Regions from separate parts of the Mus musculus genome. Here regions 2 and 3 are each linked to region 1. Evidence: chromatin loops called from intact Hi-C (ENCODE). Cell type or tissue: left cerebral cortex. All regions are shown on one strand.

Region 1 (2,500 bases):
AGTAGAGATTCGAACTAGCTCCATGTGATCTAAGGCATGGTCATGGTTTCTGCAGGGTGCCACACATAAGCTTTTCCTTTTCCTTACTCTGCACTTTTAAATGAAATTGAGATGCTTATGTGGCTTCAGAACAAAGAGATCCATGCCTTTGGTTTTATAGGTTGTGTGGGTAGTTAATATCCTGTTCTGCCATCCTGTTTCAAGTTTTATAATGAGACTGCTTTCACACACACACACACACACACACACACACACACACACACACACACACTGCTCAGTTTCCATGGTATGTGGGAAAACTCTTCTGGAATTGATGAAGGAGAGAGATGGGACTTTTTGTTCAGCTCTCCATTCTGATCCACCTCCTCTTAAATGACCTTGCAAGGTCTAGACTCATCATACTGCAGCAGCTAGAGGTTAGACAGCCCCTTGTGAGCCCCTGAGAATAAGAAATCCACCAATTTGCTTCTCAGAATTCTGTTTACTTTTTACCTCCAAGAAAAGAACACATTAGACCATCATTCTCTTATCGCCATTTCTCTGATCTCCATCCTCACTAACACAACAAGGCCTGCAGAATTCTTGGCCCAAATTGCAACTCCCATTGAATCTTGACTCTTTGGACCTCCCGTTTGGATAACAATTAATTGCCCCAAGATCAACAGCTTAGGCCAATGGATGCTGGCATTCCAGCCAAGTTTGAGCTGAGTCACTCATTTGTGTGTGGGGGGGGGGGGGGCGGGGGGGGGGTCATGGAGAGGAGGCTGTCCAACACCAGCTGATAAATCATCTTCATTGACCATTCAGTTCCATGGCATCTCTTCCAATCACCTAACCTACGAGGGAGAGCTTACTTCTTTCTTTATGAAGAAGGCAGCTGCAGATGCATGGGCTGCCTACACAGATACACATGTGCTGACAAGAGGACATGAAGCTTCTGGATTCCCATCCAATTTGTGTCTCTTATTCCTCCTTTGAGAAACGGAAGCATCTAGAGAGCAATAAAGTTCTTAGGATGAAAATCCAAAGAAAAGACAAACCTTGAACAGTACATTTAAAAGAAAAAGAAAAATGAAGAAACCACCCTTGAAGATCATCAGATAGGTACCGCTATTGCATAAGTCTGCCAGAAGATGGGGCCACGTGTACTTGTCTAAAGTCCTTTGCAAACTCCAGAGGTTGGCAGGGAAAAAGGACATATTTATACCACAGGATGCATTTAGGGTAGATTTGTGTTTGTTTGTTTGGTTGGTTAGTTGGTTGGTTTGTTTTGATTTTTTTACAGTCTCTCATCCTTTCCTTCCTTTCTTCCTCCCCATCTCCTTTCTTTTCTTTCTTCCAATCATTGTACATTCTTGGGAAACGATCAGAGAACCCCCACTTTTCTTGTATTTTTAAGTATATGTATGTAATAACAACCTCTCTAGTTTGACTTTGAAAATGAATAAAGCAAAAGCCATGCACGGCCCTTCCACTAGGCTGTCATTTCTTTCAGGTTTTTAACCCATAAAAAAATAGAAGTTGAATGACATCTACCATACACATTTGGTAGAGCCTTATTTTAAGCCATGGAGAGCCTCAGAATAAAGGTAAAACACCAGCCAACAAAGAGGTATTATCTATCTGCAGGGACTGGCCTGAGAGATTTCATTATCACACCACTCCCACATCAGGGAGGTAAAACAACAAAAGGCAGGAAGCAGGGGCCATTTGTGAATGGGCAGAGGAGGCGTTGAAAGGATGAGCTAGAAGCAGGGGGAATAAGAAGGAACAGGAAAATGGTATGTCTTATTTTCTCCAGCTTTGTAATTTACTGTATTCAACTTTTGAAACACGCTATTAAGTATCTGTTTTCTTCCTTTATTAAAGGACTAATTTCCCCCTCTTACTCAACTTCTCTGCTTTAGTCTAAAGAAAAAATTGATTGCAATAAAATACAACGATCATTTCCATGACAATATCAAGAGTTTCGAAATCAAGCTCACAACTTCTGAGCGCAATTATGTCACAGCTCCTGGAAAATTGGCCTCACAGAACAGATTGTGCTAAATCCTAAGCTTGTTCCTAATCAGGGCCCAGCATACAGAGCGCCTTTGTCAGCCGAGGGGTGATTGTGATGAGCCCTGTTGAGGCTTGGACCATCTTCTCTCAGACATCTTGGCAGTCCTGAATACCAGGAATTTACAGATTTTTGTAGCACAATTTAGTATCTGGTTTAGGTTCAAAAGCAAATGGTTTGACCATGACTAATCTTGCTTATTTTAGAACCATTGTCTGGAGAGATTCTGAGATACCTTCTCTTGTGGAAATTGTCACCTAGTTCACATACATGCACACACCAGACACATACGTACGCATACACACACACACACACACTTTAAAATACTCTGGTATTTTTCAGTACCCATGAAGTTAGAATTTGTGCAGTTGTGTATAGGACATCTCCTGGCTAGAGACACTTGTCTTGTGTCTTAGGATGTGGGCTGCCTGAAAGAAGGCT
Region 2 (2,500 bases), 1.5 Mb after region 1:
TATGGGAGCTGAGCGGAATGACAAGGAAGGAACAGGGTGAAGAGGGAAGGACTTCATGCCAACAAGCCAAGCTGCCAGCCTCCATTGTATAATCATTAGCTGACTGCTGGAAGCTCCTGTCCCCTAAAGATTTGGGGGAAGAGAGAGCAACGACTAGAATCTATCAAATGGGGTGCACTTGTGAACAGATTTGAATTAAAGAATTATTGGTCTCTTCCCTGGCTAAGCTGGGGAGTAGAAAGAGTATGTAGGAAAAAATAGAGAAACACTCCCCCCTGCTGCCTGTATGCTGGATAGCAATATAGATAATAAAAAAAAGAGAGGATAGATTCACCTTCTCAGAAAAACATCCTCTAAATGTTTGCAAAGAATACCTTCTGAGCAGATATTTAAATTTGTGTAGAATGTTGTCCCTGTTTAAAAGCTTTTTTTTTTTAAACCTATGAGGGTTGTACAAATAATGATAAGATTTTGTTACAAGGGTTATGCTCTTTGCAGGACATTTTATTATTTATTGCATTATTTGGACAAAAAAAAATGGTCCTCAGTCAAAATGACAAAATCACGGTGAATTAAAACTCTTGTTTCTGCCCAGAACACTTTGGGATGCAAATGTCCCCTACCTACATTTGTTGGTGGTGTTGGTGGAGTTGATGGTGTTGGTAGTGTTATGTTCTTTTTCCTGGTATCCACACTGATGAAAAGCTCTTATCTCTGTGAACTGCAGCATAGCCAAGCTTTGATTTCACTGAACTTTAGAGGCCAATGCTCAGAATTAGAAAAGCTTAATACCACCAAGCTTTCTCTTAAAAAGCCAAAGTAGAAGGAAAAAGTCCTTTTGTTTCTGCTGAAGTGTTCCTGTAAAGGACAGAGGCAAACACTAACAGCACTGACTTTTAGCTCCGTGGATGCCACTGATACGGGTACCTCCCGAAGATGGCAGGTCTGCCAGCCCTTGATGCAACCCAGGTTTGGCTTATTGTATTCCAGAGAGGTAGAAAATTGTCTTCCAACGTAGAGAGTGTGCCAGCAGGCTTGCCAAGGTCAAAGAAAAATTGAATTACCCACAACAAACACTCACCACACAATCGAATTACACTAATCAGAAAAACATTTGATCTTGCAACTGACTTTTCCAGAAAACTTACCTTTGAATCACTCTGAGCCACATGTCAGCATCCTGTTGACCAAGTTCTTCTAATAGCCAGCATCTTAAAATAGCAAGTCGGTTAAGACTTGCCTGTCTACCCACATCCTTTTGGCTCCCCCCAGTGGCCACCTTCAGTCATAGCTGGCAATTTCCACACAGATTTCTTACCATTAAGAACGTAGGGGAATCACCATCCCTGACCTCAAGCTGTACTACAGAGCAATTGTGATTAAAACTGAATGGTATTGGTATAGCGACAGGCAGGTAAATCAATGGAATAGGATTTAAGACCCAGAAATGAACCCACACACCTATGGTCACTTGATCTTTGACAAAGGAGCTAAAACCATCCAGTGGGAAAAAAAGACAGCATTTTCAACAAATGGTGCTGGTTCAACTGGCAGTCAACATGTAGAAGAATGCAAATTGGTCCATTCTTATCTCCCTGTACAAACTTCAAGTCCAAATGGATCAAGGACCTCCACATAAAACCAGATACACTGAATCTAATAGAAGAGAAAGTGGGGGAACGCCTCCAACACATGGGCACAGGGGAAAACTTCCTGAACAGAACACCAATGTCATATGCTCTAAGATCAAGAATCAGCAAATGGGACCTCATAAAATTGCTTCTTATAAAATTGCTTACCTTATAAAATATAAAGCAAAGGACACTGTCAATAGGACAAAAAGGTAACCAACACATTGGGAAAAGATCTTTACAAACCCTACATCTGATAGAAGGCTAATATCCCATATATACAAAGAACTCAAGAAGTTAGACTCCAGAAAATCAAATAACCCTATTTAAAAATGGAGAACAGAGCTAAACAGAGAATTCTCAACTGAGGAAACTCAAATGGCTGAGAAACACTTAAAGAAATGTTCAACATCCTTAGTCATCAGGGAAATGCAAATCAAAACAACCCTGAGATTCCATCTCACTCCAGTCAGAATGGCTAAGATCAAAAACTCAGGTGACAGCAGATGCTGGTGAGGATGTGAAGAAAGAGGAACACTCCTCCATTGCTGGTGGGATTGCAAGCTTGTACAACCACTCTGAAAATCAGTCTGGCAGTTCCTCAGAAAATTGGACATAGTACTACCTGAGGACCCAGCAATACCACTCCTGGGCATATACTCAAAAAAATGCCCCAACATATAGCAAAGACACATGCTCCACTATGTTCATAGCAGCCTATTTATAATGGCCAGACTCTTGAACGAACACAGATGTTCCTCATCAAAGGAACGGATACAGAAAATGTGGTACATTTACACAGTGGAGTACTACTCGGCTATGAAAAACAATGACTTCATGAAAATCGCAGGCAAATGGATGGAACTAGA
Region 3 (2,500 bases), 950 kb after region 1:
AAGTGCACATTAATGCCTTTTAATAATTTCTTCATGTACACAGACGCACATACGCACACACATTAGTAGTTTTGTTTCTTAAACAAAACAAAACTAATAAGCAGCCCAATTAACCTACCCTTATTTCCAAATAGGGAAGCATGCCTTAGTTAACGTTTCTATTTTCCCAGCTAAATTAGCTGTCAGGTATCACTGGATCAGTAGAGAAAACAAAAGTTAATGGTTTGATGAAAATTTCTATCTCTTCTTTTTTATTTTAGTGGTAGACAGTGTTAATCCGGAGCACTGAATCCTTAAGATCCAATGGGGAGGGGGGCGTAGAATAAACTAGATCACTAAAGTAAAAGCAGTTCAACTGGAGCCAAGCCCATTATCCAGCAGACCTCATCTTCCACACTACCTCTTCTGTCCCTCCATTGTGGTTTCTTCCTTTGTCTTGAGACTCACCTCTTACCCATTACAACTAGTAGCTACAGTAGAAGTAAGTAGTTTCGCAGCTTTTAGATTGTTTCGTCTTATTTTGATTTATGAACCATGAAAATCAGTATGTATAATGTGACCTCTGTGTCCTGGCACCTGTGTAGTTCGCATGCTGTGGGGGAGCTCTTTGGGAAATGATTATGCCAACTCCCACCTAGCTCCCTTCTTCCATTCACTGGTTAGCTTCCAAGACCATGACTTATTAGCTAAGATCACGTTGCTTCTTCCTCCTTCAGAGCCCATGACTTTATCCTCTGAGAAACATCGATGGAAAGGTTACTGATTTTCACTTGATTGCGTGGGTAATCAGAAGCAGGGATGATATGATGGAAAGGTCATTGAGACTGAAATCGGAGAACTAAATCTGAATGTGCTTCATTACCTCTAGTCCTTAGACTCAGTCATCCCATCAATGTAAATGACAATAAAATGAGACTTGTGCCTGTTTTAAGGTTTCATTAAGGTAATGTGCGTGGAAATATGTGCTAACTGTTATGAGCTATAAAATGTCAAATATGCTTTTATTAGTTTTCAGCTTCATTCCATGCTGACATTTTATAAACACCCCCTAGAAGTGATTTAGAGGGACTCAAACTATTGTGCAATTCTTGCGCAGCTCCCTCTAGATTCAACATCATGTCTTGTACTGGACCCAAGCTGAATGGATTTAGAAGGAGCTGGTGGCATTTGGCACTACAGAGATGATATGTAAGCCCCAAGAGATTTAGAATATTACAAATCATGTCTTATTATTTATTAAGGTTAATTTGCCATTTGGAAAAGCAAGCTGGGTATTAAGTGTCTCTAAACAAAAATCTTCAATCTCTATACATCTGTAAAGAAAATTGCCTCCTGCTGGCTGCTTCCTCCCTACTTGACCTAGATCTGTTTTGAGGAGTGCCCTCTAGAGGTCTCTTAAGGTTATTATAGGCACTTTTCTAGGAAACCCGTAGGACTTAAGTAGTAAATAATTCCAGCAGTAGAATGCTGAATCTCAGCTTAAAAAAAGGAAAACCCACTTTCATTAGCATTATGAAATGTTAATTAATTTATATGAGTACCATCTATATTTTCAGTACAAAATTGGATGCAAAACCTGAAGTGCTGTTCTACTATAATCTGCTTCATTTATTACCAACCTGCAGCTAATTTTATTACTTGTTTGAGTAAAAATTTTACTTCCCCCTCTAACAATTTGGAAAAAATATTTTCACAAATATTGAATTTTGTGGAAGAATGATATGTGTCAAACATTTCTTCATATTTTCAGTTAATTTCTTTTTTGCTTCTTTTTTCTTTTTTCTTTTTGTAATGATGCTTATCACAGCAACAGAAAACAAACCAGGGCAACTTCCTTATCCAGGATGGTATCTAAGATATCATCTGATCTGACTCTTCTTTCACAGTTCAGAAACTGTTTACAGTTAAGAAACTAGCAAGGCCCTTTTAGTACTCCATAAACTACAGTATACTAACTTAAATATACCTTTCATCAGGCAAGATTTTTCCTAGCAGGAATTATTTTTCAGTTCCTTTCCATGCCTTTGTACATTGCTTAGATATCTTATCAGACAGTCCTAACTACCATCTGTGCTCTTATCTTGTACTCATGAATATATTTTAAAAATACACGAAATAATTGAACTTCATTTTATTCTTTTTGAGGTCAAACACATTTCTACATGTTAGTTAGACAATGAATATTTGGTAATTTCTTTAAAGTAATTCTAAGTTCTTAGTGATTTTCTCCATATTAACTGTCTGGAAAGATAAAACAGCTTCAGCAATTGTCATATACATGGGATGGATTCCAAATGATGGTCACAGACTTCCTTTCTGCCTGACGACCTTGGAGCTATCAAATAATTATAGCTATATTGAGATAATGTATCCTAGAACTAGAAATGATAGATAGACTTTATTATCTTGTCCGGTTTTGTTGGAAGTTTTAAATGTCACTGGTTTGAGGAAGAGAAGGACAGGAAAATAAAACTAACCAGATAATGGAAGCAACTGGTGA

What was found. Hi-C counts contacts between places; a loop is a spot of excess contacts. Peaks named below come from ENCODE experiments on the same cell type or tissue, not always from the same donor. Only the 100,000 strongest peaks of a DNase experiment are listed, where the experiment ranks them.
Region 2: a loop joins it to region 1, with 6 times the contacts of the local background. A loop is called at or near these places in 16 of 42 quality-filtered maps.
Region 3: it touches region 1 in a loop (5-fold over the local background); 8 of 42 quality-filtered maps call a loop at or near these places.

The regions. Positions count from the first base shown.
Region 1 is chr5:43,359,136-43,361,635 of GRCm38, reverse strand. The region is part of intron 1 of Gm43699 (a long non-coding RNA gene); the gene reads right to left. Among named protein-coding and RNA genes, the nearest start is that of Gm43699, 6.1 kb to the right of the region's middle. In left cerebral cortex, a CTCF peak has its summit at 1,132 (motif pointing right); DNase peaks (open chromatin) are centred at 1,130 and 2,138; H3K27ac peaks cover 1,307 bases.
Region 2 is chr5:41,886,694-41,889,193 of GRCm38, reverse strand. No RefSeq gene overlaps it. Among named protein-coding and RNA genes, the nearest start is that of Mir6414, 3.4 kb to the left of the region's middle. In left cerebral cortex, CTCF peaks have their summits at 266 and 1,272 (motif pointing left); DNase peaks (open chromatin) are centred at 223 and 1,261.
Region 3 is chr5:42,411,365-42,413,864 of GRCm38, reverse strand. No RefSeq gene overlaps it. Among named protein-coding and RNA genes, the nearest start is that of Gm40295, 110 kb to the left of the region's middle. In left cerebral cortex, a CTCF peak has its summit at 1,387 (motif pointing left); a DNase peak (open chromatin) is centred at 1,374.